Regions from separate parts of the Homo sapiens genome. Here region 2 is linked to region 1. A link is a loop called in an ENCODE intact Hi-C map of the cell type or tissue named here. Cell type or tissue: Caco-2. All regions are shown on one strand. Links, peaks and the distances in the headings refer to the core of each region. The heading gives the core; the rest is flanking DNA.

The links. Hi-C counts contacts between places; a loop is a spot of excess contacts. Peaks named below come from ENCODE experiments on the same cell type or tissue, not always from the same donor. Only the 100,000 strongest peaks of a DNase experiment are listed, where the experiment ranks them.
Region 2: a loop joins it to region 1, with 16 times the contacts of the local background. A loop is called at or near these places in 1 of 110 quality-filtered maps.

What each region holds. Positions count from the first base shown.
Region 1 is chr11:116,603,134-116,607,994 of GRCh38, forward strand. No RefSeq gene overlaps it. Among named protein-coding and RNA genes, the nearest start is that of LINC02702, 34 kb to the right of the region's middle. In Caco-2, for the core only: a CTCF peak has its summit at 2,618 (motif pointing right); a DNase peak (open chromatin) is centred at 2,598.
Region 2 is chr11:116,376,765-116,381,625 of GRCh38, forward strand. All of the region lies in intron 1 of LOC107987166 (a long non-coding RNA gene), which reads right to left. Among named protein-coding and RNA genes, the nearest start is that of LINC02151, 120 kb to the right of the region's middle. RefSeq lists silencers at 2,668-2,962, 2,775-2,975. In Caco-2, for the core only: no CTCF peak of the experiment used is centred there; a DNase peak (open chromatin) is centred at 2,863.

The sequences.
Region 1 (4,861 bases), core at 463-4,462:
CAAGGTGTAGGCAAGGCAGGTACTCTAAGAGGTGACTGTTATGACTTAAGCGTCTAAGGCTCGGTTTCCTTATATATAAAATTGGGGTGGTGTTGGCTGGGCGCAGTGGATCATGCCTGTAATCCCAGCACTTTGGGAGGCCAAGGTGGGTGGATCACTTGAGGTCAAGAGTTTGAGACCAGCCTGGCCAACATAGTGAAAACCTATCTCTACTAAAAATATAAAAATGTGCTAGGCGTGGTGGCGGGCACCTGTAATCCCAGCTACTTGGGACACTGAGGCAGGAAAATCACTTGAACCTGGGAGGCAGAGGTTGCAGTGAGCTGAGTTCATACCACTGCACTCCAGCCTGGGCAACAGAGCAAGACTGTCTTTAAAAAAAAGGGGGTGATAGAAGGAATGACATAATGGAAGCAAAATACTTTGTGAAGGGCATCATGCTATCCAATGATCCCTCTGACCCTCCCAATTTGCATGGGAAGGTCTTTCTCCTCCCCTCTCAGAAGATGCTGATGGTCCTCTTTGGCCCTAAGTAAGCCCAAGCTACAGAGGGGAGTGATGGCAACCACCTGTGTGCTTGGCACTGCCTTTCCAGCCTCCTGAAGGCAGTGGTCCATAAACCTGCTGTCCCCAGGTGAAGGAAGAAGGGGAAGAAGGCCCAGAGCACCCTGGGAGATGCCATGCATAATTGCTAATAAGCAGGCGTGACCGAGTCTTAACAATAATTAATGTTACCAACCAAGAACTTGTCCATTTCGGGGTCTAATGGTTTTTCAGCACATTAAACATTAAAGGGGCAATCACCTCGCATGCACCGGTGCCCACACGGCTGCCCCGTGTCTTGCCTGCTGACAACCGGGAACTGCAGGCAGAGCCCCAGGCAGAACCTGGAGGGCGGGGAGGGGCTGTTCCCCCACCCTGCGGTTCTAGGCACAAAACCTCATCAGACTGCCTCCTGAAGGCCCTGGCTGCTGCCCATGGGAGTTGGCCTCAGCCCGGATGGGATGTCTCCATAAGGCCCTGCTTTGCATCTCCAGGGTTGAGGTCCCCCGGGTCAGAAAGAGGTCGGGCTCCGAGGTCAGGAAAGCCCTGCCAGATTCCCCTTGCCACCTCCCCTCCAGTGGCATTCTTCCAAAGAAGGACACTCCACTGCCAGGTCAACCGCTTCCCACTGGAATGGGGCAGATTCTGGACATTCGGAGTAAATAGAATTCTCTGTAACTCTATGCACTGTCAGTCACTCCTATGTCGTCTCCTCTTTTATTCTATACAATTTGCAGTATCAATTTTGCTATCCCCATTTTGCAGCTAATGAAATATAGGCTCAGAGAAACTGACTAGTTCACTCAAGATACACAGCGATGAGAGGAGGCGCCAAAATTCAAACCCAGGTTTAGCCTTCTCCAACGTCTGTGTCCTTAGAGGAACCCTCCCAAGTGCATTTGCAGACTCTCCATGTGCCCTGGATAAGTGGTTCTGGGCCATAGAAGCAGGAGTTGTTGAGATTCTTGGCTCTTTCTGAGGTCCAGTAAAAGTAGCTCTTGACCTGAAATTGGAAGACCTGGGGTCTTCAAGTGGGAGCTCTGGTCCTGCTTTACAGTATGACCTGAGGCAAGTTATTTAATCTACACTGTGCTTCTGTTTTCTCACTTGAGAAATGGAAAGAATATTTTCTACTTAACATGATTTTTGGAGGTATTAAATGAGAGTACAGAAGACTTAGGAAGCTGAAAACCAGCATCCTCATCATCTTCATCATCATCATCATTCTCAAGCTTCGGATGCCACCCTGTGATGTCCGGTCAACAGCATATGTGCAGATAACAGTGCAAGCAGGCCTCTCATTCATTCCTGTGTAGTTAGTGATATGTATGTAGCTGTGCATTCCTTCCTCTCTCCTGGGGTCTCCTCAGATGTATGTGTCTTTGTGTGACCTTTCTCATTTATAAATTTTTCAGGAATGCAGAATTCATTGACCAAGATTTCCATCCCACCCTGACCTCTAGCATAGACCATGGAAGCAACATTATCATGTTTGTCTTCAGTGAATCCTCCACCCTCACCCACTCTTGGCCCCTTCTTGCTGTTCCTTGGATACCACGGGGCCTCTTACTCTGGTACACCCCCTAGCCCACTCCCCCTGGACAGTGGCCCTTGATCCAGACCTTTCATCAACCCTCCATCAAAACATACTGACCTGTGCTACATCTCCTCTCAGCTAACATATTTGCATGTTACAGGGGCTCTTAAGCTTGTCCCAGCCCCTCAAAGGTAATACGACTTTGGGAGCATGGGGACAAAATGCACCTCCCCCCCACCCTTCCCCCCCCCCTCCGCCCACACACATACACAGTAGCACATTAACTAATCCCCTGTGCTACAGACCTATCTCCAAATACAGCAGTCACAGATCAGCCCAGTGGTCTGTCAGCTCACGTTCATTTGCACCTCAGATTATATCATCTTACAAATAATGGTGTCCACTCCAGGGGCCCTGGGTTTTGGAAAGGAGCTTCACTGATCATCGCCCTGGATTCCAACGTCTTACCTGAGACTTGGACCTTCCCCAGCCCCTGGGCCCTGTCCAAGGTGCTGATGCTTTTCTTGTTTGCCACAGTCCCCTAGAGGGCACCAATGCCCCTGCAAGAGGGCCCATTCACACGGAGCCCTCCCAGTCAGTGGATTAAGGTGGGAAAGACATAAACCACATTACATCACTTCAATCTCAATATTTCCCTGTGAAGTGGAGGTAAGGATAAAGACTTGGCTGTTGTGAGAATCATATGTGATAAAATATTGAATCACAGGGCAGACACACCTTCCTCCTAGAAAATCACTGACCTGTATCAACACCCTAAGAACCAATCTCTTCATTCTCAATAGAAGCAGTGCCACCTCCTCTGTGAAACCTTTCTTGGCCCTGACCCCTCATCAGGAAACTAATCAATAGCTTCCCCCGGGATTCACCCAGTGCATACTCATGCGTCCCCTTCCAGCACTAACTCACACACTACATTCTATTTATCAGAGTGCACATCTGCCTTTCTCCCTGGACTGCAAGATCCCCAGGCAAAGTGCTGTGCCCTGTTTCCTGCATGCCTGTTCCTCCAGATGCATAAGGGATGCATAGACACAGGAGTCCAGCCTCCCAGAATTTAGGGGAAGGATTTCCCATCCAGCCCCACTGTCTCTCTGTCCTACTCCACCCACCCTGCCCCTGGCTGCCCCAGTCTGTCTGTGCTGGGCCCACTCATCTCCCACCCTCAAAGGCTCAGCCTACCCCCACTTGCTTGTACTAAATTTCCCCAAGTCATAGTTTCTTCCATCACAAAATATAATAATAACATTATCTTGGGGTTGCTTGGGGATGGGATTTTCTACTTTATGAATAGCCTCCACCATATTCTGGTATGACCCCACCTTTTCCCTCCCTGCCATTTCCCCTCCATCCTGTTCCTCTCCCAATGCCCATACCCGTCACTCCTTTCCCAGTGAAGGCAGACACTCTGCATTCACTATGTGAGGCTGGGCTGGGTCCTTCTAGAGGATTTCCTTGTTAGGTCTCTGCCACCATGCCCTTCTCTTCCCCCACGAATGTGGCAGAGTCTTAGTCCCTTCCTGCTGCTATAATAAAATGCCTTATGCTGGGTCATTCATACACAACAGAAATGTATTGGTGATAGTTCTGGGGGCTGAGAAGTCCAAGATCAAGACACCAGTAAATTCAGTCCTCATAAATGGTGCCTTCTTGTTGTGTCTTTATGTGGCAGAAGTGGCAAGGGAAAATCGGTGAACAAGCTCCGTCAGGCTTCTTTTATAAATGCACCAATCCATTCATGAAGGTGGGACCCTCATGTCCTAATCACCTCTCAAAGACCTTGCCTACTAATACCATCACACTGGAGCTTAAGTGTCAACATATGACACATAAATTTGAGGGGGGCACATACATAGAACCTAGCAGGTGCCTAGTGTTACACTGACTTCTGTGCAGGAAGTAGCATGTCTGAAAGCTGGCTCCAGGGCAGTGTGAGCCTCCTCATCTCTGGGAGGCAGAGGAGCTGCAGTTGCCTGGTGTCACCACCACTTGCCTGCTCAGCAAGGTCCCATGTGGGCTGAGCAATGCCCTGCAGGCTTCCTTACACCCCCACTACTTCCTGCATTGCCAGTGCCCCTCTACCCAACAGCCCCAAACCAGCACACTCATAAGCCTTGATGGCCTCTGCTAGTCTCTGGCCTCCATCCCTTCCTCCCCCTTTTCCTTCTCCTGTCCCTCCCTCTCCCTCTCATCCAAATTTCTAGTCTTGATCCTAACACAGAAATGGAATTATCTATAAGGATTTGAAAGGACAAATGTGCAGGGAGCCAAATGGCACCAGGCTCTTCTCTCTTTCCCTTTGATAAGTTCCTTGCCTGATCCAGCGGTCTTTCAATTAGGTGGATTAAAATGTAACAGAGAGCTCTAGGGGAGGGGAATGATCTGCCTGGGGGACAGCAAGCTCTGTGGGAATGAGCTGATCGCTCCAAAGGGGGCTGCCCATCCCCAGGAGCCAGGACCCTAGTTTATGTCAGCCCCATGCCACCTCTAATGCATGCCCAGCACTTTACAGCTTGCAACATCGTTTTCATCCTCGTTATCTCATCTGCTCTTAAGAGGATACTACAAAGCATCTATCACTATGCCTATTTTATCAATTGTAAAACAGAAGCTTAGGGAGCAGGTGACTTGCCCAAAGTCACACAGCAGAGCCACAGCTTGATCCTGGACATTCAGGGTGCTCTCTGTCACTCCCTGCCCCATCCAGGCTCGCAGCTGCTCCATCACATGGCACACAAAATCTCCAGGAACTGAGAGGGTTGA
Region 2 (4,861 bases), core at 471-4,470, 230 kb before region 1:
GGAATATGAGGTCAGGGTTCATCTGCATTTTTGGCTACAGAAGGCTATGGAGATAATAGGAGCCCCTTTGTGTTCAGTGGGGCTGGGTGGGAGCAAGTGGATGTCTGAAGGAGATTACAAGCAGTTCTAGATATTGCTTGTCATGCTACCATCAGCAGACGCCTTTTCCAATTGACTAGTTGCTTGTATTTCCAGAATAGGGAATGCCAGATGTATTTACTGCAGTGAAGGAGAGTGCTGAAGGCCCTTGGAAAGATATCCAGCTGTTGAGTATCTGAGGAGAGCAGGATAGTTTAACCCCTCATGGCCTAGTAATCAGAATTCCTGGGGAGCCAAGGACAGAAAAGGCAGCACACGCCAAACGAATGACTTGAGATTTGAAAGTCCTTTCTAAAGCTGCTTGTTTGAAATGCAATACTCACATTCCTGTGTAAACAATGCTGCTAGGACTAACATTTATTGAGTCCTGCGATATGCTTGATGGAATCAAGATACACCCTCTGTATTTATTATTATTATTATTACAACCTCACCTGATTACAACCTCACCATGTAGAAGTGGCAGACACTGGTTTGCTGTTCACCAAGTCAGTAACCTTTTCCTCTTAGGTACACAGTCATTTCTCAGCCTTCCTAATATTAGGTGCATCCATGTGAGCATGGAAGATAGATGGGAATCATATGTACCACCTCCTAATGTAGCCCGTAAAAATGCCTACTGCTCAATCCTTCATGCCCTCTCTCCTCCATCTGCCTGCCCGATGCAGAGGCTCTAGTTGAAGGCTCCCAAGCTCCAGAAAATTACATCCACTAAATAGAAGGATACAGGGTCCCTGAGTGCCTGCATAGAGCCAGGCCAGACCCCTCTACTGACCTGCATTGGACTGTGACATGAGTAAGAAATAAAATTTTATTGTGTTAAGCCACTGAGATTTGCTGGGTTTTGTTACTGAAGTTCCCCTATTTTAACAAACGTATTAAGTATCAGTACATATCAACTGCCCCATTTTACAAGTGAGGAAACTGAGGCTCAGTGAGGTAGCAGGACATGCCCAAGGTTACATAGCAAGTAAGAGGTAGAGCCAAGATTCAAACTCAGGTATGTCTGACTCCAAAGCCAGTAATTTTTCCGTGCTGCCTACCAAAATTGGTTGCTAGCTTTCTAAGCCAGTGACAAAAATCTATTTGATCAATAAAATACCCCATGCATTTTTCAACTACCCTTAGCCATTGCTCATAGTGGTTTCTATAGGACAATGATTGAGATTCCACAACTGACTTTGAGAACATCTCACTACCACTGCCTCACCCCCAGCGGTTTTGCACCACATTTCCAGACCCAAGTAAAAGAAGATGCTTCTGTAGATGTGGAGGCTTCTTGGTCAGTTGCTCCCTAAGGACTCCGAATTGGGATAAAAAAGCAGTTTTCTCCATGGGAATGGGGAACTCCACACTCAGACATCCCTGCGCATCCCATGTTTCCCTTGCTAGGTCAAATTGTTTGTAGGTTGAGAGTTTGCTTGTGACCTAGCACAAGCAGGTCAGTTCTGGGTATTAGTGTGTATCTATATTGATCCTATAAGCATTGTAACCACTGTGTCTGAGCCTGAAATTCAAATCCATGGTCTGACCAGTTGAGGTGCACTTATGATAACAATGGGAAAGATTACTTAAAATTGCCAATGACGGCCAGGTGCGGTGGCTCACGCCTGTAATCCCAACACTTTGGGAGGCCAAGGCAGGTGGATCACAAGGTCAGGAGATTGAGACCATCCTGGACAACATGGTGAAATGCCATCTCTACTCAAAGTACAAAAATTAGCCTGGTGTGGTGGCATGCACCTGTAGTCCCAGCTACTCAGGAGGCTGAGGCAAAAGAAACGCTTGAACCCAAGAGGCAGAGGTTGCAGTGAGCCAAGATCTTGCCACTGCACTCCAGCCTGGGTGACAGAGCGAGACTTCATCTCAAAAAAAAAAAAAAAAAAAAAATGCCGATGACTTGGAAACTCTGGGAACTCTGACTGCTATAAGCAAAGGAAAACCCATGGTTCTTTTCTGAATGGGACTCAGCCAGAGGAAATAAACTCTTCAGTATGTCCTGGGTAGTAATGTGTGCCCATCAATGTTCCAGTCCATGGAAGGGAGGAAGGTAGAAGAGGCAGCATTCCTGCCCTCCAAAAGATAAGGTGACTAGGGAGACCAAGCTGAAACACAGGAACTGAAACTCTAGAAGGTCTTCACTACCACACCCAGTGGAAAAACTCTCCAGCCAGTCAATCTTAATTTGCATGCGTTCACATGTGGGACACAGATCTTACTGTCCTTTTCAGGATCTGCTTCAAGCTCCCAAATAAATCCAGTTGCATGTAAGTCAATGGTATGGGGTTTACTGAACATTTGGTAAAGAAGATGAAGATTTGCTTTACGTGCCCCATCGGACTCCTCTTTTAACATTTCCCTAGTTCTCTCTCTTTTTAGCCCGAGTCCCCTCTATTCCTTGTCCCCTCTTGGGACTACTCCTTCCTAACTATCCACATATTCCCTGGGAGTTTCTCACTCCCTTATCCAATGTTGCTTCCAAATCTCTCACTGCTGCTTTATTATGCAGAAGAACATGGCTCTTTCCCAGATCCTGTCTTCAAATTTTCGCATCCCAAACTGCCCCCTCCCCAGTCCCCACACAACAAACACTATCAAGTCCTTAGCAAAAAAGTGGTTCCTAGTTATCAAAGCTCATTCTAGGGAAAAGGGTGGGTATGTTATAAATAATCTGCTCTAAAACATTTCTATTATTCTGCTTATGGAAATTCACCCTGCAGAAATCTTACCCCCGAGTTCTCGGGCAGGGGAGTCTGCTGTCCATGGTGCTGACCTGGGAAGCTATGGCTTCATCGTTTTTCTACTCCCCATTCAGCCAGGAAATTGGATCACTTTGCTCTACTCTGAGACCCCACTCCACTCATCTTTAAAATAGGATTATTAATACTACTTACCTCATGCAAAGCACTTAGCATCATACCTGGCACAAAGAGCTCAATATGTGGTAGTATTTATTATTATGCTATTATTCTACAGGTCCCAGGACCTGTCCCACATCTCCTTTTTATTCACTGCCGCTTCCCAGACACATTCTTTCCTCTCACATTCATTGCTAAATGTACTTGAATAAATGATGCCACGCATCTTCCTCCCCACATTTTGCTTTAAAATTGATCATGTGTTCCAGGAGGGATTTTTGTTGTTGTTTGTCTGTTTTTTTGTCTTTTGTTTTTTTGTTTTGTTTTGTTTTTTGCTATAATATTGAAAGGGAAACAGGAGTTAACAAAACAACTAGCAGGGGGATGTTGCAACCTAGAAACAAGCTTAAATGTCTGCCATAACTGGATTCACTGGTTAAAATATAAGTGAAATTAACCCCAAAATTTTTTCAGCTTTGATTTTGTTCCTTCATTGATTCATCTCTTGGCTCCCTATTTTTAAAAAAATTATGGGCCTTGAAAGTATCTGCTGTCAAGATTTTCTGTGATTGCCTCTCTCATAGTACATCTCACGCTCTGCCGAAACTGTCTGCTAATAAACATTTTATACTTACCTTTGTGTCCTCAACAACTTACAGAATGCCAGGCACATTGTTTGGAACTGAGTGGAAAAATAGTGAACAAAAGAACAAATTAAATTGGGTGGGTTGCAATTTTTACCTCAATCTTTCACCCCCTCTCTGTATCCACACACCTTTCTCCATGTGTCTCTGCAATTCTTCCCACTGAAGGAGTGGAGTATATTCTTCCTCCCCTTGACTTTGGGTTTACTACACTGAAGGAGTGGAGTATATTCTTCCTCCCCTTGACTTTGGGTTTACTATGTGAGTTTCTTTGGGCATATAATGAAGCAGAAGTGACAGCGTCCCAGCTCTAAGCCTAAGAGGCATTGACCCTCTGGCTTCATTATGCAAAGAATACACCCTGGACTGACCATGATCCTAAAAGGAGGATGAGAGTCACATGAGCAGAGCCATCCCAGCTACTTGCAGATCTGAAATGAGAAGCAAAGCCAACCAGCTGAACCCAATCTAGGTGGGCTGTGTCTCAGCTGAACTTCAGAACCTTGAGTGATAATAAATAGTTATTGTTTTAAGCCACTGAATCTGAGAGTTGATTTGCTACACAGCATTATTTTCACAATAGCTAACCATATACATAGATAAAAACACACAGGGATTTTTTTTTTTAATCAGAAGACATGGTTTATGAAAGTCAGCATCTCTCTCTGTGCCTTAATTTCTCCCACATATTAAAGTTCAGATAAAAATTTCTGGGCCACCTAGTTCAAAAAGGTCATTATTAGTCTCAACTGAAATAATGATAGGAAAGCACAGCAGTGAATTAACCAGCAGCACAGAGATAACAGGGTATTATTATTAGGGACTGGTATTCATAAGTCTCTCCACCATCCTGGTACACCCACAGTCCCTTGCCACGGACCATGTACACTCAATTGAAATGAGACACCAGATAGCAAAGGATGCTTATTTTGGTCCACAAAAATACTGGTAGAATTAATTCACTTCCAAGAGAGAATTTAAAACTGACTTGTTCATATTTGACCAGGAAATTCAACTGAATTCCTTTATTTTCTTAATACAAAGCTCCCCCTCTACTCCACCCAATGCTTGCTTAATGCACTCTACAACATCTCCATCAAGAGTCTCCCAGACTCCACTTAAACCCTCTAGTCAAAGGAAACTCAGCTGTAAAGCAGCCTGTTTTCCATTTTGGACAGCTCTGACTCTGAGAAAGCTCTTGCTTATCTTCCCTAACCCCCAGACTAGGTCGGTTTCCCTAGTTGCCAGCTTCTCATAGCA